Linked DNA regions of Homo sapiens: region 2 is linked to region 1. Evidence: chromatin loops called from intact Hi-C (ENCODE). Cell type or tissue: MCF 10A. All regions are shown on one strand. Links, peaks and the distances in the headings refer to the core of each region. The heading gives the core; the rest is flanking DNA.

The links. Hi-C counts contacts between places; a loop is a spot of excess contacts. Peaks named below come from ENCODE experiments on the same cell type or tissue, not always from the same donor. Only the 100,000 strongest peaks of a DNase experiment are listed, where the experiment ranks them.
Region 2: a loop joins it to region 1, with 20 times the contacts of the local background. A loop is called at or near these places in 1 of 110 quality-filtered maps.

What each region holds. Positions count from the first base shown.
Region 1 is chr3:118,631,426-118,642,418 of GRCh38, forward strand. All of the region lies in intron 2 of LOC105374060 (a long non-coding RNA gene), which reads right to left. LOC101926968 (a long non-coding RNA gene) reads left to right here and starts at 10,343. Exons shown (of 2, transcript NR_135573.1): 1 at 10,343-10,499. RefSeq lists an enhancer at 4,143-4,192. In MCF 10A, for the core only: a CTCF peak has its summit at 5,627 (motif pointing left); no DNase peak of the experiment used is centred there.
Region 2 is chr3:118,122,831-118,133,823 of GRCh38, forward strand. No RefSeq gene overlaps it. Among named protein-coding and RNA genes, the nearest start is that of LINC03051, 130 kb to the left of the region's middle. In MCF 10A, for the core only: no CTCF peak of the experiment used is centred there; a DNase peak (open chromatin) is centred at 6,281.

The sequences.
Region 1 (10,993 bases), core at 3,294-8,293:
AAACTCATGCCTGACTGATTGGATAAAATGCTGTAGCAGATCGTATGTATTTTCCAAAAATGGCCACACAAAATTTTTGGTTTCACATGCCTATCCATAATTTACCATTCTCCCATCAAGAGGTAGAGTTTATGTCCTCTTCCTTGAACCTGGAAACGTCTGTGACTATCTGAACTAATAGAGTACAACATACAGGACACGCTATGACTTCTGAGACTGGGCCATACAAGATGATACAGCTTCTGGCCAATGAGCCCTCTGTCAAGGTTGCTCGTCCTTGGAACCCAGTCATCTTGCTGTGGAGAGGCCACATAGAAAGGCCCAGAAGGGCTGGATGCGGAGGTTCACGCCTGTAATCTCAAAAATTTGGGAGGCCAAGGTGGGTGGATTACTTGAGGTCAGGAGTTCAAGACTAGCCTGGCCAACATGGTAAAACCCCATGAAAAAAATGAAAAAAGAAAAGAAAGAGACAAGGAGCAATTCTGAGGCCCTGGCTCTCAACCCTAGCCAAGATCCCACTAGTGATATGCTATTAAATGTTGAACCACCAACTCTTGTCGGTGAGATTGTGTGTGTTAGGAGGTAGAGTGGGGCTGGAAACTCTTGATTGGTAGCATTTGCCAATTCCCATAGTGTAAACAAATACCTCAGGCCGGGCGCAGTGGCTCACACCTGCAATCCCAGCACTTTGGGAGGCTGAGGATGGATCACAAGGTCAGGAGTTCGAGACCAGCCTGGCCAATATGGTGAAACTCCATCTTTACTAAAAATACAAAAATTAGCCAGGCGTGGTGGCGGCCACCTGTAGTCCCAGCTACTCAGGAGGCTGAGGCAGGAGAATGGCATGAACCCGGGAGGCGGAGGTTGCAGTGAGCCAAGATCGCACCACTGCACTCCAGCCTGGGTGACAGAGCAAGACTCCGTCTCAATAAATAACTAAATCAATAAATACCTCCACCGTGACTAATTTCAAACTACAAACATGATACCACTGGAAATGAATTTGAGAAATAGATGCACACAGTCGGCTTTGTGAATCAATATATGCCAGATCCAGCACAGCACTGCTCACAGCCAACAGCCTTCACTGGCTCACCAGCTATGTGAGTGAATCAGGTCCAAAGTGGATATTCCAGCCCTTAGTTGAGCTGCCACAGCTGACTCCACATGGAGCAGAGGTATGTCTTTCCTTCCAAGCCCTGCTCAAATTTTAGGTTTATGAGAAAAATAAATGACTGTTGTCATTATAAACTACCAAGTGTTGGAATAATTTGTTATAAGGCATGAAATACTAATTTAAATAAATAAAGGTGTAGGAGGTGAAGTAGAGAAAGTCTCTGAGATGAACTTGGGGTTTTCTGAATGATTGGAAAAGCAGTTATATATTTGAAGCTAAGGAACCTGCAGCTAAAATGTGTAAGTTTGAAAACCACAATTGTACATTAAAGAAAAGTAAATAGATAACAGACATTAGGTGATTATCTGATTAAAGTAATTCACACTAAGATGTTACTGGAGCCCAGCTTAACCTCCAAGGGGATGTTCCCATTTTAAAAGAAGAGGGTAATAGAACAAGTTAGTAGTTCTCAAGCAATGCTAATCTGAGGTATTTTGTTGCTGAAAGCAAATAATGGTAGCTGCTTATATCTGAATTCACAATGAAAAAAAAAGATTTCAATGAAGTGAATTTTCTCGATTTGTTTGTTCCATGGAAAAACAGTTTTCTTAAATTTATTTTACTGCTACAGTTTTGCTGTTGGTGAGTCTTAGCAAATGACAGGACAAATTATTAAGTACTATGTTAATATTAACAGAAAAACTTAGAATCATCCTTAGTTCCTTGGCCTGTGTGATTATGGAAGTGATTTCATATTGCAGTTTATGATACAGTTGTATTTTCTGCTGGTTAAGTGTCCTTAGTTTGCAAATGGAATTAAGTATATCAATATTTCATGGAGTTCTTCTGAGAACACTACTTCCTCCAGGTGTTTTGCCAACTAATCAAGATTAAGAACCATGAACTTAAATGAATCTGTCATTAGTGGAATATAAGAGGGGATATTTTTTAACAGGGTGGGAAGCCTCACTTTGCGCTGTCCCTGCTCTGAATATCTGTCATGCCTTTACCACAGGACAGGAAGAACAGTTATCAGCAACTTAGCTGATAACTCACGTCTGAATGGCTTACTATCCTGGTCCTAAGGCAGCTGAAAAAAGCCAGATTTAGCTGGAAGACACAAAACCATGTGGTAGTCCAAAGAGAAGCGTGATTGTAAGATTAGATCGCATAAATATAAAATAAAAATTATATTCAGTCTAGAGATGAAACTAGAGTGATTGAGAACAATTAAGAAAAGTGAGAAGAGACCCATATTAGTAACCCCAGTTCTGTCATGCTTGGCTGCTTTGAGAAAGTGTGTGTGAGAGAGAGAGAGAGAGAGAGAGAGAGAGAGAGAGTGTGTGTGTGTGTGTGTGTGTGTGTGTGTGTGTGTTCTACATCGAAGTTCTAGAGAACTATTTCTCAAACAAGACTATATGAATAAAATAACCTATCTGTATATGAAAAAGTCAGCCAATTTCAGAAAAAAGCACTCCCTTGATATTAGACTTATAAACAAAAATTATAAAATGAAAATAGAAGGCATAACGCTGACTAGTGTTATAAACCTAATATATAAACCTAAATATAATTGCCATGGTAGATTATGATGGTTAAATTTTCCAATATCTGGGCCTCCTAATAAAAATGCTAGTTAGCCAGAGGATTTTGAGTTTGCATAAAATACAAGGATAATTATTGATATTTTTTGTTTTATATTCCATCCATTTCCAAAATGAATTTGAGGCACACTCCTTTTCTAGACCAAAGTTGACTCTCTCTCTTTCTCATAATATAACAAGATCAAGAAGTCTTGATAGCTTCTTTTCTTTGTCACTTGATGCTCTTGAATAATTCAAGGTACTGACAAAACCAACCTCCTCCGAGCTTCATAATCCACTGCTCTTCAGTCCTATTCTAGCACATATTTGTGCTATAGCTAGCTTTTTTTCTAGCCCTGGATATCCTTGAAGGTTCTTTTTTGTTACCTGAAAAAAAAATTAATTTCAGCATCAAGGCCAGGGGAGAGAAGTAGAGGGTGAGGAGGAAATTGGTATCCCCTGCCTTCAAAGGAAGCCCCTGTCAAAGATTTAAAAACAAAACAAAAGCTTTTGTTGGCAAGAGTGAGATAATACCCACCCCTGTACTCATACTACTATCGGCCTAAATGTGACAGAGCTTTAAAGTTGCCCTTATCCTTTGACCCAATCATTTAAAATCAAGGAATGTGGTCTAAACAAATTTTAAAAAAAAAAATTTTTTAAATGTAAAAGCATATTCTTATTGCTAGGTATAATTTATAAAAATAACATAAATCCCAACAATATGAGAAGTTTAAATACATTCTACTATATCTATGTTATAATAATCCACAACACTCTATATACAGTATAATTCCATTTGTGTGTTTGTGTTGTGTGTATATGTGTGTGCACATAGATCAGAAAGAAATAAGTAAAATTCTTAACAGCAGTTATTTCTGGCACAACAATTGTGATATTTCTATTTTCTTGCTTACATTTTTCTATGTTTTCTAAGTTTTCTGCAGAACAGATTTTATTTTTATAATCAGAAAAAAATGATATATAAATAAGTTGTCCATTCATGCCCTTACAAATCAATCAAAATACAGGAGTCTCTGAATTACTCCTGAAAGCTGACCCTCCCTGGATTTACTGATTTCCTTTAGTTTTTTTTTTTTTTTTTTTTTTTTTTTTTTTTTTTTTTGAGACGGAGTCTCGCTCTGTCGACCCGGCTGGAGTGCAGTGGCACGATCTTGGATCACTGCAAGCTCCGCCTCCTAGGTTCACGCCATTCTCCTGCCTCAGCCTCCCAAGTAGCTGGGACTACAGGCGCCCACCACCACGCCCAGCTAATTTTTTTGTATTTTTTTAGTAGAGACAGGGTTTCACTGTGTTAGCCAGGATGGTCTCGATCTCCTGACCTCATGATCTGCCCTCCTCTGCCTCCCAAAGTGCTGGGATTACAGGCATGAGCCACCGCACCCAGCCGATTTCCCTTAGTTTTATATTTATTTTTCCTTCACGACTCCTGCCTCAGTGCTTCCTGCTCCTGGGGACTGGATCCCTCTCTGTCTCAGTGCAGAACAGCAGAAGTGCATGGCTGTCTCTCATTCATCGAAACTGCTACACTCTACTTTCTGCTTGTCCTTGGGTTTTATAAGCCAGGTGCACTTTCTCTTTCTCTCTCTCTCCCTTTGTGCAGACCTTTACCAAGCAAACATTCTGCCTCTAATAATGCTCTTTTTTTCTTTCCACCACAAAACTTCCAGGAGCCAGTTTTCTTCCTGGGCTCATTTGTGTGTGTGTGTGTGTGTGTGTGTGGCCCTTCATCTTATATATAGCAAGAGACCAAGAACGTTCATTCATACCCTTTGACCCAAATATTTAATTTCTGGGAATACAGCCCAAAGAAAAAATTCAAAATGTGGTGGTGGCAGAGTAGGATAAACTATGAAATATTCACCATAGCATAATTTTTAATAGCAAAAATTAGAAGCAACCCAAGTGGCCCACAATTGGGAAGTAATTAAGTAAAACTAGGCATATCCATAAAGTAATTTTTTTTCAAAATAATAGCCATTAAAATTAATGACTAAGACTAGGTGGCAATTGGGTAAATGTTTAAATATAATTTTAATGAGAAAAAACAGTACTTAACTTCAAATCTAAGTAAAAGGGTAAAACGAAACATAGAAGGATAAACAGAGATTATAAAGAAAAGCATTTTTCCTCTAGTTAGTTACTTCACTAGTTTGGAACCCCAATCTAAAGGTACATATGAACAGTTCTAAAAGTTCTGGTATTGAAGGATCTTACCACCAGCCCATGAGCTGAGACGAAGTTTCCTTCCTTCCCACTCACCTTGTCCCTGCAGGACAATGGTGACTTATTTCTAGTAAAGACAAAGTCAGCTCTATGTCTAAACGTGGTGAAGTGTCTCCTTCCTTCCCATCCAAATGCCTCTAAACAAAAAACCTCTGAAGACCAAAATTTAGTACTGTTTCATCAACGATTTGTGACTCAGTGCCTACCACTGGATCTGCCTGCACCCCTGGCACTATTCCTACCTGCTATGGCTGTGTCTGGTACAATGGAGCTGGCAAGACAGCACGGACCTCTGACTCCCAGTAGGGCAGCCCTGCAGGGAGAGGCCTCCCACTACCTCTCAGAGCTAGTACCTCTTGTCTGGCTCTTCCAGAAGCCATCACTACAAAGGGGAGAGGGTTCAGTAAGGCTGCACTCCCTTTGACCAAGGCTGTGTTTTCTCTACTACCAGAAGGGTCCCTGTATTCTTCTAGTCACTCATATCACCGCCGCCAGACCCACTGCCTTCCCTGTGCTCCACTTGCTCCTTAACTTTGTTGCTCTAGTCTCCCTTCCATTAGGAAGTTATTAAAATCTCCCATAAAGGCAGCTAACCCTTTTTCTATTTCTCAAGGTGCATGTGTCTAGGAAAAGACAGGAGTACTTCTCTTCCCTGTTGAGGCTTCCCCCAAGTGGATGGCTGAAGAAAGGCAGTTCGTTCATCCTGATAGAGCTACTGAGGCTAACGGCAGTGAGGTGAGCCCTCTTACTCCCTTTCTATCAGTGAGTTCAGGGGACACAAAAACCCCATGTAAGAGGTGTGCACCTGAACAAGCAAATCCACATGCATCATCACAAGGTCATTTTCTATGTTGCAAAAATTCCCCAGCCTTCCAGCAACAGGAAAACTCCTCATTAACGAGGCTGTCTTAAAGTCCCAGGAGGCATATAGAAACTGCCTTGAAGGCATTCACTGGTTACCTTACTTGCATTTTTCCCAGGGAAGGCAGTCTTCCTTGGGTCCAAAATAAGATTTTCCTAAAATCCTGAGCTGTTATAGAGTCCCAGGTTCCACATATACACATTTTATTTTGAAGTTTAGAAACTACATGTGCATTAAAAATGAGTTGGAGGAAACGTATCTAAATGGTCATACCAACTGTTAGAGTGGTGAAATCACAGATGACTTATCTCTTGAAATCTTTATTTTCCAAATTTTTATGTTTACTTTTTCAACCTAAAACATAGAGGGCAAATAACACAAGAATGTCTCAAGATCCTCTCAATTGATCAAAACTCCCTATAAAACCAAAATATTTCTTCTATTTGATTTTTGTTTCATTTTCTCCAATTTCTTTCTTTCTCCTCTCTGGTGAGAGTATTTAATTGTGGTCTCATCCATCTATCTTTGCATCCATCCATCTGACCGTCCATCCGTCCATCCATCCATCCATCCATCCATCCATCCATCCATTCATGCCTCTTCTTTCCATTCCTGCCTTAAAGGAGCCAAGCAGGGAAGTCACGAGTTGCCTTTAAAAAAAAAAAGAAAGAAAGAAACGTTCAGCAGCAGCCAAGCAGCCAGAGGCACTAATGTGAGAAGCTGGAGAAGGTGTCGTTTTGCACTCAAACTGACATTTAAGCTGTTTCATAAATATGAAATCAAACTTGAAGGTCCAGATGGGCTGCCGCCCCCTCCGCCTTTTGCTGGAATGACATGCTATTTACCAGCCTCAGAAAGGGGGACTGAGGAATGAAACTTCCAGATGATGAGTCACAGAAGAAAATGATTGATGAGTGATGAATGAACTAGTGTTTTTTTCATGCAAGAATCAGGAGAGAGTTTCTGCCCGATGGACAGTGATCACCGACGCGTAGTGTAGCCACAGTCAGACTGTGACAAGGAGCAAGGTGGACACATTTCCCAGGTGCTACACAGAGTAGACAGTACAAGTCACAGCTTGTCACTCACTCACTCACACATACATGGAGGCATTTCCAAGAGGGTCACTTTTATTCTGGGTGATTCCATAGCAGCAGTTGTTCCATATCATATATGCATCATAAAAAAGAGTATCACATGAAGCCAAGTATAAAATTTGAGTTTTGGTGACATAGGCATCTGTCAGGATCTTGGAATCCCGGAGTGTTTATGACTGCAGTACCCCGCCAAGTGCTTCCTACAGCACTGTTTTTGAGGTGAGCATTGCAGAACCTTGTCTGCCTCTCCAGAGCCCTGTGGAGCTGGAAGGGATGAGGAAGGCAGGGATTTTGGAGGCTCCACTGCCACTTCTGCAACATCAAGCCATGACCCAGAAAGATACCTCCTATTGCTATGCTGCAAAGCTACAATATGCTCCCAATTTAGAGAGATGGAATGTGGTTCTCCATCATTCTGGAGGACTCTCAGGGATGTCTTGGCATTAGTCTCTGATTATTCCTTGTAACTCAAGTGTTTCACTTTTCTGAAGAATAAACAAAGAGACAGCTTGGTTTATTTTATAGCTATTGCTGTAAACCAAGGAAATCACTTTTAATTCCATTTCAATTACAGAAAGAAGATTTTGATGATGTCCATAAGGTGACATTTTCTTCATCATTTGAAAGATAAGAATTTGAGGTTGAGCAGGGCACTTTCTTCAATGAAACACACGGTGGTGATTTGCAGGCATTGGCTGTAACCTTGACCCATACATTCTCGTGATTGGGCGGAACAGATTTTTTATAACAGGACAGATTCCAGCTCCAGCTTGTTTGCTCTAATTCTTTGGAATCACCACCTTTGTATGTACCTGAGCATCCAGATGAGAAGAGCCTTTGTTATGTTTCTATAGATTGAGGTTCATGACAAGCAATATCAGAGCTGTTCTACCTCCTTCTTTCAAATGAATTTCTGCAAAATAAAGTCCTCTAGACAATGTTAAGGGAGAAAAACCTCCCTCCCTCTGATTGTCCCCAGACCAATCCTTACATAGGCAGCATTGATGTCTCTCCTGCTCTGACTCTGCATTGCCCCACCTCTTGCCACCTTTGGGGGATGTGATTAGGTATAAGATGCAAACTTTGCACTTACCTCTGAGCTAATATGTGCTACAAACAAGGTTGGTGGGAGGGGGCATAGCTGCTGAATCTCTAGAAGGAGGATTACGAAAACCTGCAGTGAGGATCTATCCCAGTGGAATAATGAGAAGAGAGAAGGAAGTGCAGAAGTGAGCAATAGGATTTCCTGGCAGAGGCTGTGGCAGGCTTTGTCTCCCTCTCTTAGAGACTTCGGTTATCAGTGGGTCAATGGCATGCTGGCACATAGTGTGTCTTTTTTTTTTTATTGACTCCAGTGAAGAAATTTCTTACCACTGGATAGATGATAGATAGATAGATAAGATAGGGATATCTTTTAAAGGTTGAATCAGAAGATCTCTGTTATTTGGCTTGATTATGGTTTATACGAATTTCAGTTTTCTAGGTTACAATTTTCCTTAAATGGGCCATTGGATTTCTGGCCTGCCAGATTTAAAAATTCCAAATACATTGAAGATGCCCCCCAATTCAGGGCATATAGAATCAAATGTAAAGCTGGTGTAAAGTCAACACACCGCTTAAAGAGAACTGGTCTCTCCTCTGCTATTTCAGATCCTACTAATTTCGTTGAGACACTGGGTCACATTATGGTAACTTCTTCATTGGAAGAAATTCAAAGGCTTAGCAAAAGAAAGTTGTAACTCCCTCGTAAATATTAAAACCGAATTCAATTTAATTTTAAACATTTTCTAATTGGATACTGTGTGCTTAACCCTACACTGGACATTGAATAGGGTTTTAAAATTTTTGTTTTTTTCCTACTTCAGTGCATATATGTTTCCTATTAAAAATTAAATGATAGCACAAGTCAGTAAATAGTTAATTTCTTAATTAGATCATTTTGTAGGACAGTTTGGTGGGGTTTTTTTTTTTTCCATAGTGAGTGTGCAATCCCCTGTGAAGGGCAATAGAAATAACATGGGATAACAGGCAGGCTTCAGGGCCAAGTTTACTGTGATCATATTAGAGAAGGTGATTAGAAAGTACTCTGATCACACCAGACACATCCCAAAATAGAAGAATTAGCTGCAGTGAAGAAAGATCTAAAATTAAGTGCTTCCCCAGGTGGGTAGTAAGCATTCATGGAAGATGCAGTAATAGACAACAGGTGGGAGCCAAGACAAGCAAATCACCTGAGAGAGATCCTGTGATTACAGATATACCAGTGGAATGGTGGAACAAAATGGCGGAGGTTTTAGAATAAAGCAAAATGCAGAGTAGCTAATAAGAAGTATTGGGAAAATCTGAAGGCTAGAGACAGCACCTCAGCTGTAAGGCTGGTTTATAAGGTCTCTGGGGAATACAGAAAAAAAAAACAAAAAACTAAGGTTTCAACCATAAGAAATTAGGCACTACAGGTATTCAAAACAGGGCATAAGATTTTGGAAAACAAGACAGGGATTTAGTAATTAACCTTGGGGTCCAAAGGCAGGAGGTGGTCTCAGGAATAAGAAAGTCTAATCTAGTGATCAAAGGGCACAATATTAGAGCCAGGCATGCAGAAATAGTAACTAATATTTATGCACCACACTGCATAGTTTTGAAGTATTTTTACATTGTATGGGTTCCCAGGTCATCTATTAAATAAATTCACCTACTATGTGCCAGGAACTGTGGCAGAAAAGAAGAATCCAGAGATGAAAAAGACATAGCCCCAACACTTAGAGGAGAATGGTCAAGTGGGAAAGACTGATAGGCAAACAGATAGAACAGAATGCCATAATTCCTGAACATCACGTATAGACCAGTAAGAAAAAGGAGGCCATCCTGCTCTCTTTCATTTTCCTTCGTCTTTGTTACTGACTGAAAAGCTCAGAAGTGACAGCCTTGGAGCTGATGATAATGACTTAGAATCATTTCACATACTAAAACCCCAGAATTTAAATTTCCATACAAGTGAACGTTTAACTTCTGTCCCACAGGGCTGTGCTTAGAGCAGGGGATCATTTTAAAATTCCATAGAATAGGCCCTGCCACGCAGAGCACCAGAGGACTTGGAGGTGGATGGGCTCTAATGAACCGCGATGTGACTTGGGTAATGTAGAGCTCTGAGGAAAGCCCTCATACAAATTTTGGGTGATTAACTAAATTTTTAAAAAGGATGGAACCTTCTGCTTCAGTGAATGTGGGAAAATTAAGACAACAAAGACATGGGGGTTCAGGCGAAGGGATATCCTAAGATGCTGGGAACTTTGAGTATTTTGAACCCAGTCCCCCTCCTCCCCGAGCCCTTCAACCAAATGTTCTGTTGCTAAGACAACAGGATGCTAGCAGGCATATGCATGTGTCTGCTTCCTGCATGCGGTTGCCTAGCAACAGGACTCAGCAGAGCCTGGGCTCTCGCTCTTTACACCTACCCTGCTCCATCCATTGCCTTGACTTGCCAGTTGCTTTCCCCACCCCCAAGGCAAAGAAACAAGAAGCAGGAGAGTGCAAGAGGCTCAGGATCTGATCTTCTCAACAGCAGGAGAAAACCCTAGCCTGGCTTCACTCAGGTTAACCCCTACACTATGAAGTTATAAAATGTAAACTGACCATTACAGCTGACTGGAAATGAAATGATGATTCGACATTCTTAATATTTGAAATCCGGTTATGGAGTCCTACCCTGTAATCACCAAAGGGATATGATGATAAGGAAAATACTGAACTACTGAGGCAAGATTAATAGAAATATTTTACCCTAGGAATGAGATCACAGGAAATGGGATATTTGGGGGATAAAAGGAAGAAAGGGAAGGGGAGAAAAGAAATTAAGGAGAAAGTAATAAAGAATAGAAAAAAGCAGGAAAGAAAGGAAAGGCTTTTAACTCACAATAAATAATATCCCTTTGGAACCTGAGAGTGTGCAAACTGGAAAAATCTGCAATGTTATGTAGACTAGGATCTGATGTCTAAAATGATAACAATAGAGATTATTGAAGTTCTTTTAAATATAGGACATTACATTAAGGGCTTTACATAGATATTTCCATCTTCACAATAACCC
Region 2 (10,993 bases), core at 3,723-8,722, 510 kb before region 1:
TCTCACAATTTTCTTCCAACCACTGAACTACTTTCTGTCACTATGTATTAGTTTGCGTTGTCTAGAACTTTATATAATTAGAATTATATAGTATGTATTCTTTTATGGTCTAGCTACTTTCAGCTCAGCATTATTCTTTTGAGATTCACCTATTTGTACATATCAATAGTTTCTTATTTTTGTTATTGAGTAGAATTGCATTATATTGATAAAACACAATTTGTTTAATTATTCACCTATTGATGAGTATTTGGGTTGTGTATAGTTTTGACTATTACAAATAAAGCATCTCTGAACATTGGTATATAAGTATTTGTATGATTTTTTTATTTCTCTAGCATAAATAACTAAAAGTAGAAAGGTGGGGTCATATGTAGGTATACATTTAATTTTTTAAGAAATTGTCAAACTATTTTGCAAAATGATTTGTACCATTTTTTCATCCCCACCAGAAATATACAAGAGTTCACTTGTTCCACACACTTGCCAGTGTTTGGTATGTTAGTATTTTTAGCTTTGGCTATTCTAATAGGTATATGAGAGTTTATCATTGGTGTATTAATTTGCCTTTCCCTAATGACTAAAGAGTTTGAGCATCTTTTCATGTGCTTATTTGCAAACTGAATTTCACTTTGTAAAGTGTCTCTTCTAATCTTATGCCCTCTTTTTTCATGAAGTTGTTAAATTTTTGTTATAGAATTTTGAGAATTCTTTATATTTTCTACATATGGTTTCATTATTAGACATGAGATTTGCAATTTTTTTCTCCCAATCTGTAATGTTTTTGTATTCATTCTGTTTACAGTGTATACCAAAGAACAGAAATACGTAAATTTTATAAAATCTAATTTATTTTTATTTCTTTTTTGTATTGTAAATTTTGGTGCTGTGTCTAAGGGATCTTTGCTTAACCCAAAACCAAAATGATTGACTCCTATGTATTCTTTTAGAATGTATATAGTTTTAGGTTTCATATTTAGATCTAATATCTATTTGTGAGTTACTTTTGGTATCATATGTGAGTATGAACTTAATTAAATGATGCAAATTAAGATATTTTGCATACGGATATTTAAATTGCTCAAGAATAATTTGTTGGAAAAATTTATGCCTCTCCTATGAATTGCTTCTTCAGTCTTGCTGAATTCAATTAATTATATATTTGCAGGTCTACTTCTGGACTTGATTTAGTTCCATTGATCTATTTGTCAATCATCATGCCAATACCACAGTATCTTGATTACCATCGCTTTATAGTAAATTTTGATAGCAGGTAGTATATACCTTGATAGGAGGTATATAGCAACTTTATTATCTTCAATGTTGCTTTACATAGTCTAGATTCTTTATATTCAATATGAATTTTCACATTAGCCGGTAAACAGCCTACACAGAACAACTTTTGGAATATGGATTGATAGAATATTAAATATATAGATGAATTTAGAGACAATTGACACATTAAAAATATCAAGCCATCCAATCTATGAACATAGTATTTCCTTTGTTTTAAGACTGCTTAAAATTATCTCTGAATTTTCTATTTTTTATTGTACCAGCATTGTGCATCTTTTTTCAGATTTGTCCCTTAATATTTAATATTTCAAAGCTATTGTAAATTATATTTTTAATGTTTCATTATTTGATTACTGGTTACTAGGACATAAAAATCCAATTGATTTTGAATATTGATCATATATTCTACAACCTTGCTAAACTCACATATTAGATTTATTAGCTTATTTTTTATATTTCATAAGATCTTTTACATAACCAATTGCGTTTTCTGTAAATAAAGACAATTTTACTTCTTCCTTTCCAATAATGTGTCATTAAAACTTTTTCTTGCCTTATTGCACTAACTGGAACCTCCAGTATAATGTTAATTAGTAGTGTTGAAACTAAATATCCTTACTTTGTTTCTAATCTTAGAAGAATACATTCACTTTTTTCACCTTTAATAATGATGTTAACTGAAAGATTTTCATAGATGGCATTTAACAGATAAAGTAAGTCTCCTCTATTTCTTTTTTTCTGATAATATTCATCAGTAATGGATGTTAGTTTTTTCAAATGCTTTTCCTGCATCTATTGTGATGCTCACAACATTTTTTGGTGTGTGCATGTATGTTTTTAGTCTGTTAATAAGATGAATTATATGGGTTGATATTTAAAGGTCAAACCAAATTTGTATTGCTGGGATAAATCAAAATTCATCACAGTATAAATTTATTTGTATATATAGTTCAATATGATTCTCTAAAATTTAGTTGAAATTATTTCCATGCATGTTCATGATAAATATTGTTCTATAGTTTTATTCTCGTAATGTCTTCTTCTGGTTTTACTATTAGAGTAATGCTGGTCTCATAAAATGTGTTGGGAAACATTCTCTTCAATTTTCTGGAACACTTTGTGCTTAGACATATTTTATGACCTGGTAAGTGTTAAATATTTATAAATGATCTGTGCATGATTGAAATTAATGTGCATTCTGTAGTCGATGAGTCAACTTAGTTAATTATGTTTCTCAAATATTTTATATCCTGCCATTTTTGAATGCTTGACTATCAGTTTCTGAGAGAGGAGTGCTGAACTTTCTAACTCTGGAGATTTATCAGTTTCTCATTGTATTTCTGTTAATTTTTATTTTGAATAATTTGTGACTTTGCTAATATATCCATACAACTTAAAAATGGTTACATTGTTCTACTCATTAACTCTTTTATCATTGTGAAATGCTTCCTTTTAATTTTGCTAATATTTGACTTAAAGTCTCTATTGTTTCTGATTAATGCAGTTATATCAGCTTCCTCTTCATTAGGATTTAATGCCATGTGTTCTTCTATCCATTAACTTTCAAAATTTTCTATACCCATGCATTTTAGATATATTTCTTATAGACAACACAGACTCATTTCCTTTGAATTATCTTTTTTTTTTTCTAAATTGGAGCACTTGGTTCATTATTTTTGAAAGGAATAACTGATACGTTTTGACTTATTTCTATTGTCTTGTATTATACTGCCTATATATGGTCTCCATTTTTGTCTATTTTCCTATTTATTTTGGATGATTAAATATCTTTAATGATATTTTCTCCCATCATTAGTATAAAATTTAGGCCCTCTGTTTCTGTTCTTTTTGTGGTAACATTAACAATTATAGCACGCATAACTGACTTAATAACGTTTGTAATTAAACAATTATTTACCCTCTTTTTTTGAAAATACTAGTATCTTAAAACTTCAACATTAATGCACCCATTTCAATTTATTTATCTTGGAGATCTCACATTTTTGGGGTTATCTAACACCTTAAATTCATACTTTTTGTTTATATGATAGCCCAACAGATGTTATATTTTTATTTTACAGACTCAACATTCACGTATATTGGCTCACTAATTTACCACTTTATTCAATCCTCATTTTTGCTTAAAACTCAAACATTTAGTCAGAGACCACTTTCTTTTGACCTGAAATTTTTTTTCTAGATTTTAAATAATGGACAGTCTTCTGATTATTATTTCTTATAGTATTTATTTTGTAAAAACATCTTTATATTACTTTCTTTGAGGTGGAGTTTTGCTCTTGCTGCCCAGGTTGGAGTGCAATGGCGCGATCTCAGCTCACTGCAACTTCCATCTTCCAGGTTCAAGTGATTCTCCTGCCTCAGCCTCCTGAGTAGCTAGAACTATATTACATTTTTAAATTGAAAGATATTTTACTGAGTATACAATTCTAGTGTTGCAGTTATACACGACACTCTATTATTTTTCTTCATAGCAATTAAAATTTGTACCTATATATTTATTTGTTCAATATCTGTATTCTCAAACGGGTGGCTAGGCCATAATTTCTAGGTGGGTGAGCACTATGTTCATTTTGCTCCTCATTGGATATACAAACTTAGTAAATGCCTGGAATATGGAAGTTAAACAACATATATTTGAATGAATAAATAACAGAATGAATAAATTAATATATTACTTCTAGGATACCTTTGCTGACCATCCACATCTTGGTTAGGTGTGACCAGCGGCTATATAAGCAAGAACAACATATTGCTCAACTCCAAGGATGACTTTCATATTACTGTGCAAATATTGTCAACTGGATTGTTCAGCAAAAACACCATGCAACCCAGGTACTGTAACGGCAAAAACAGTCATGTTTATTTTGAAAAGCATATTCTCAAGGACACCATAGTGAGTTATTATAACTAATCCAATTTGTGGTGAAACATTTTTTCAGTAGGAAGTATAGAAGAAGTCTTCCAGCTTTTGGTGGTTAGCTACCATATGGATATAAGAATAGATGGAAGACAGAAAATTCAAAGGCCTTAAGCAATGCTGCCAAAATCAAAGCATAAAGTTGGGCCAGACCATGGTGACTTGGTAATCCAGACAGGTAAGGGTTAGTGATACTGAATGGAATATAATCGGAACATTCATAAGGTTGTAGGCTTCAGAAGACTGTTTTTCATAAATGAGTACTCCAGATCGACTTAGGAAGATCAGCAAAACTAAGAGCAATCATAAGATGTGGTATATTTGAGACCAAAGCAGTCCTGGTAGTCCTTATAATACAGCCCAGGAGGCCAGACTTCCCAGTCTGGATCCATGCCTGATGTGATATTCAGCTGTGCAGCAGGACTATGTAACATTACTCTTATAACCTTGAAGCTCTTGGATCTTTGTTTAGTTCTGATATTTTACAATCCTCTTTTAAGGTAAAAAAATACTTGAAAACTTTATTGAATGAAGTCTTTGATAAGTAAAAAATGTTTTTAATTTAGTTCAAAAATTCTGTGGAGGAAAAAAATAGTAAGTTTTTCTGGTAGAGGATTTAATCACATAGTGAAATAACTATGCAACCTCTATGCAGTATGGTGCTCTTGCTTATTTAGATGCTGGTAACACCTACCAGCTTGTGTAGGCAGTAAATTTACCTGTGAAGAATTAAATATGAACACAAGAGCTCTCATTTATAGAGAGAAGTAATATCTTTTTGAAAATTTACCCTATACTGCTCTGGGTGCTCATGTTTGGCTAATCATGAGTCATCTCCTTCTTTTGATGAAGTAATTCAAATCTGAATGTTTTCATCATGAAAATAAGAGCCCACTATGAATTTTCTTTATGAGAAAGTCTGTAGTTTGGACATGAGATGATCACTTCTCTTGGGGAAACAACACTAAAAAAAAAATCAAAACTTGTTTTTAGCATAGAAAATGTAGCTCTAAATTTATTTAAATTGGTTCAGTTTTCTATTTCAATTCCTCTGTCCAATGGAAGTATAGAAATAATTTTTAGCATCATGGATAATCTGGAATGATGCAACTGCCCATCAAGATTGCAACACAATAAATGTATGGTCAGCCTATCGAATATACTGTGCCTTTTTGAATGTATATTTAATTTCAGTGGAAGATAAAGATGAGTATTGAAGTCATGGACTTACAAAAAGCTATATTCTAATATGGATTGTATGGCATGACTTAGATTATCTTAGTTTGAATCCAATTATATGGAAAGCTGGGATTTCAGACAAGAGCTAAGGAGAAACAGAAGGTACCATTTGTTTCTTGAGCCAAAAAACACCAGGCTGGAATTGCTGTTAATTTTCTTCTCCTTTTCTGATGGATGAACTTTTTTCCTCTTAAAATATTGGCAAAACAATAAATAAAATTCTGTTAGCAATAACTATTTTGGGGGGAAGGACAGAGGAGCAGAGGAAGAAAGCTCTGATTTTCATTATAAACATCTGAACAATGTATGAAGAATCTAATAATGTGTATGGATTACTTTTTTTAATGTGACAGATATTTTCTAAGTGGAGAGATTGAGAACTGTATATGTTTCCTTTATATAGTTTTGTGTACTAAAGCACGAATGCTCATTTTGAACAATATTCATTATGAAAATTAGAAATTACTGATAAACTAAAAATAAATAAAGCATTTTCAAAACCCTATAATTCACTCAAAGATAGAAATTGTTAGCTTTTAGGTGTTTATTCTTTTTTTTTTTGAGACATGTTTATTCTTCTAGATTGTTATCTCAAATACATTATGCTAGTTTAAAACCTAATATATTACTTTCCACATCACTTAATACATTTCTACATCACCATTTTTAGGGACTACATAATTTACTTAACAAACTCATTGCTTGACTCATAGGTTATTTTTGACTCATCCTTCTTCCTTCATGTTTGTGCATTTGCTTTATTACTTCTTAGAATAAATTCCTAGAAGAGCATTGCTGGCCCAAAGAGATGACATATGTTTAAGGCATTTGATACCATTGCCAAATTGCCTTTCAGGAAAGCTGGACCAATTTAGACTACCATGAGCAACGTCTCAGAATGTCTGTTTCTTCCAACCCCTGCTGCCATTCACTTTTGTCAGTCATTTTAATATTTGTCAACATAATAGCCTAAAAATTAAAACTCATTTTATTCGCATTTTAGTTAAGTATATTTTCTTCTTTTGTGAATTACCTGTTATTGCACTGATTATATTTTCCATTGAGATTTTTAACAATTTCTTCATAATTTGTTACAATTCTTTGTATGGTACGTATATTAACATGTGTTCATATGTTTTGTCCTATCTTTTGTAATTATATTTCATATTTTAATGTTCATCTCAATTTTGTCTTTTCCTAAGACAAGGACGTTTCATGTTTTGTTTTTAAATCTATTGAGAAACTGAATATACACATTGACAGTGGCCAGCCCATATATAAAAATGGACTTTTGACCCACAACCTATAGCCATCTGCCCAGGAAACTAACCCCTTATCTACAATAAATGACCCAGGAAGCCAGCCTGCTACGTCATACTTGTAAGAACAGAAAATGCTATCCCTAAGGACAACTCAGCAAGCTAACCAATAACTTCCGCAGCAATCAGCCCCAAATGACCAGGCTTTGATTAATAACTGATGGCTTCCTTAATTTTTGGCCCCATTCCTGTAACAAAGTAGGATGCCCCACTTCTAGTGATTCCACATACAGCTTCCCCATGACAAAAGCCTCCATTCAGGGTAAACCTGAAGTCTTCCCCTTTTTCCACTATAAAGGTTTGCCCTTCTCTGCTTGCCTGAGTCTCTGCCCAAACACATGTGATGGTAGTTGACTCTTTTGCTATAGCAAGCTCAGAATAAATAGCCTTTACTTTTCTCATTTGGTTTTTCTTTATTTCCATACTAATTATATATTCTCATATTGCTTCTTCAGTGGTGTCACACAGAGAGAGCCTTCTTCATCCCAAGGTTGTGTAATTTTTATCTGTACTTATTATACCTTATTGAAGAGGCCATATGGTATGTTGGTTCAAAGTGCTGGTTGGGAAATTCATCTATCTGGATTTTGATATTTGCGCTGCCACTAACAAAAAATTTCCAACAAGTTACCTAAACTCTCTGGCCTCAATTTGTACGTCTGTATAAGGGGTAAAATATTAGCTCCATGGTGTTTCTGCAAGGACTACATGAAGATGCTTGGAATAGTGTCTAACACTACATATGTTACTGTCACCCAATATATGTTACTGTCACTTCCTATATTTTTTCAAGCACTTCTATGATTACATTTAATAATAATGTAATGATAGCAGGGTTATGTTACATAGTTCTTACAGGAGCTGAGAGGCATACTCTAAGAACTGGTTGAGGAATAGGTTCTCAATTTCAGCCACTTGAAGCCTCTGCACTTCACTTCAGGGATGCATTCACAGAATCAAGAAAATGAGGAAGCTCACGCATGCTGTAGGGCCAGCAGACTGAGAAACGGGGAAACACTGCCACTTACAGACACATGGATGCCCAAGACTCAGTCCAAGCTCAGGGGTCTACAGTCTTGTGTCCTATTTTATCCTCCAGGAGTGCCAAGAGTCTTAATGTGCTCTTCGCCCTGACCTTCATAGCAGTCACTGTTTCTGAATGAAATGGAATAAATTAAATATTTTCTTGTCTTTCCTCAGTCTTTGACCATAATCCCCATTATAATAGGTAAATATGGCTCAGCTGGTTTATTTAAAGATAATGGTAGGGATCTGACTTCCACACAGACCCAGAGTAGTTCTCAATTTTCAGATATTACCTAAGATTATTTAGGAGACCTGGCGCTGTGAGCAAAAATAAGCATTTTTAACAAGCACTGGAGATAACTTTGATAATGATAGCATGGAGATCCTACTTTGAAAAAACACTGCTATAGATATGCTCAGGTACTAAACTGGCTTATGTTTAACTTGGTATCTAAAGTATAAGCTGAAAGGAAAAGGAAAGGGGAATGGAAAGGGAGAGAGAAAGGAAAGGAGCCAATTGACATAGGAAGAAGAGGAAGGATTAGATTGCTTTCCTCTTTCATCTTTTTCAAACAGGCCCTAGAGAAAGAGACCTATTATTTTTATCACCTTAAACATTACATTAAACATATTTGTTTTGCTCAGTCCCTGTTTCTTATGGCTTCTCTGTTCTGTGGTTCAGAACATTCTGTCACCAGCATAAATCTTGGCATGTCTGAGGAAACATCGGTCACCTTGACCCATCTTCTCCAATTACCAGGACCTTCTTTTTCAGTTAGAAACGTTTTTAACCTTTTATTGGGGTCTTCAGTACAACAACTTTCCTTTTAGTTATTTACAAATGGAATCTTAAAAAGATTTTTAAAAAAAGAATGGGGGAAAATATTTAACTTGCCCCACTATACACACAGACACCCTCTCACTCACACACACACACACACACACACACACACACACACAGACACACACACACACACACACAAGTTATATCTAGTACTTAAATATATGATGTATACTGTCTCTAATTATTTCTTATGTTTTCATCTTGTCTCTTCAGATAGATGGCAAGACTGGCATATTTCATTCCTCTTATGGTTAGTACTAATATGGAGGAAAATAGGCACATAATACATACTCTTGTTTTGCTTTTTTATTACTTCCATATGTTTTGGCCATTATTTTCTTGTTTATTGCTTAATTTTACATTGTACATTTTGTCTCTATTTTTTGTGCTCTTTGAAATAGAAGTCAACTTTTTCTTTATTTTCTCACCACATTATCAGAAGAATATCTTTCTGCAACTAGATGGAATACCTAAGCTTAAATATTATTATATCCCCTAATAAAGACTCCTGGATCCTGTTCTTAATAGTTGCACAGTCTTTCTGTGATTCACTTTGTTTTTGTTTTTTTGTTTTTTTCTTTTGAGATAGAGTCTCGCTTTGTCGCCCACGCTGGAGTGCAGTGGCACAATCTCGGTTCACTGTAAACTTGCCTCCTGGGTTCAAGCGATTCTCTTGCCTTAGCCTCCTGAGTAGCTAGGATTACAGGCGCATGCCACCATGCCCAGTCAATTTTTGTATTTTTAGTAGAGATGGGATTTCACCATGTTGGCCAGGCTGGTCTCAAACTCCTGACCTCGGTCTCCCAAAGTGCTGGGATTACAGGCGTGAGCCACCATGCCCAGCCAGTTTTTCAATATATAAAATTAGAAAAGAATGTCTACTTTATAGGTAGATAAATTTTAAATTCAACAAACTTGTGGGCTTGCTTGAGAGATTAATTGGATAAAGGTATATAAAGCATTTACGATGGTACAAAGAACATAAATAATAAATATTGATTATTGTCACAGTTATTATTCTATTTGTGACACTACATTAGGATGTCTCTAGAGTTAGCATAGCTGGGTTTTTTTTTTCTTTAGAAAATATGCTTGATTGATGAGTACCTTCCTTTGACAAAAAAAAAAAGAAAATACGCTTGAAAATATTATTTAATTAAAAGTTCTCAAAATGGTTTAAAATACTAGCCAAATACTGTATATGAGCAAACTGAGTATTTCACAAATTACTATAACTTTTCAAGGCAATAATGCTAAGTTGCACATATTTTTTCAAAAATAAAATAGCATCAGCAAACATTAGTTAAACACCTATGAGGCCAGTATTTTTACACATTAATCTCATTTATTCCTCAAAATTACCCTATGAGGTTAATATTATCATCATTAAAGAGATGAATAAATGGGCTTAAAATGCTAAGTAACTTGCTCAAACTCACAGTTCACAAATACTAATGCTAAGAATCAAACCAAACTATTTCTGGACCTATATTCATCTTCCCTTTAAAGGGAATATCTAACCCAAAATTCAAGCCCCTTTGTATGATACCACACTGCAGTATTATGTTTCAGTTCCATTTCTACTCCATGGACATGAAAGCATCAGTAACAGGCTTTGAAGGTAACAGGATTTGTTCCTGACGTAAAGCATTTTCATTATGCTTAATTCCCTTTCAGTCAGTTGGCATAATAAATAAACTGTGTATAGATGGATGGAAGGAAGGAAGGAAAGAATAAAGGGGGGAGGGGTGAGCAGGAAGAGAAGGGAGGAAATGAAGAAGGGAAAAGAAAGAGATGAAAAAAAGGAAAGGAGAGGAGAGGAGAAGAAAGGAGAAGAGGAGAGGAGAGGAGAGGACAGGACAGGAAAGGAAAGGAAAGGAAAGGAAAGGAAAGGAAAAAGGGAGGGAAGGAAAGGAGGAAAGGGAAAGAAGAAGGAAAGAAAGAAAATGAAAGAAAGAAAAGAAAGAAAGAAAGAAAGAAAGAAAAAGAAAAAGAAAGAAAGAAAAAGAAAGAAAGAAAGAAAAAGAATTTCTATCTCAGATTCTTATATTACTCCCAGCCCAAGGGAAAGTATAAATGGTTCTTCCTTAAAAAAGAAATTAATTATGATATGGTACCCTTCAAACAGAGAGAACACTAGAATATATTTCTGCCTCTCCTAATTCCTTTAGTAATAGTTAATTAAGTATGTTGCTTTATCTATATATAGAAACTATCTATAATAAATTAAATAGTGAATTATTTCCAATAAGCTTCACATGTGCACTAACTAGAAACTTCAAATTTCTACAATTTATTACGATAAAGAGAATAATGAGGTACAGATGTTCA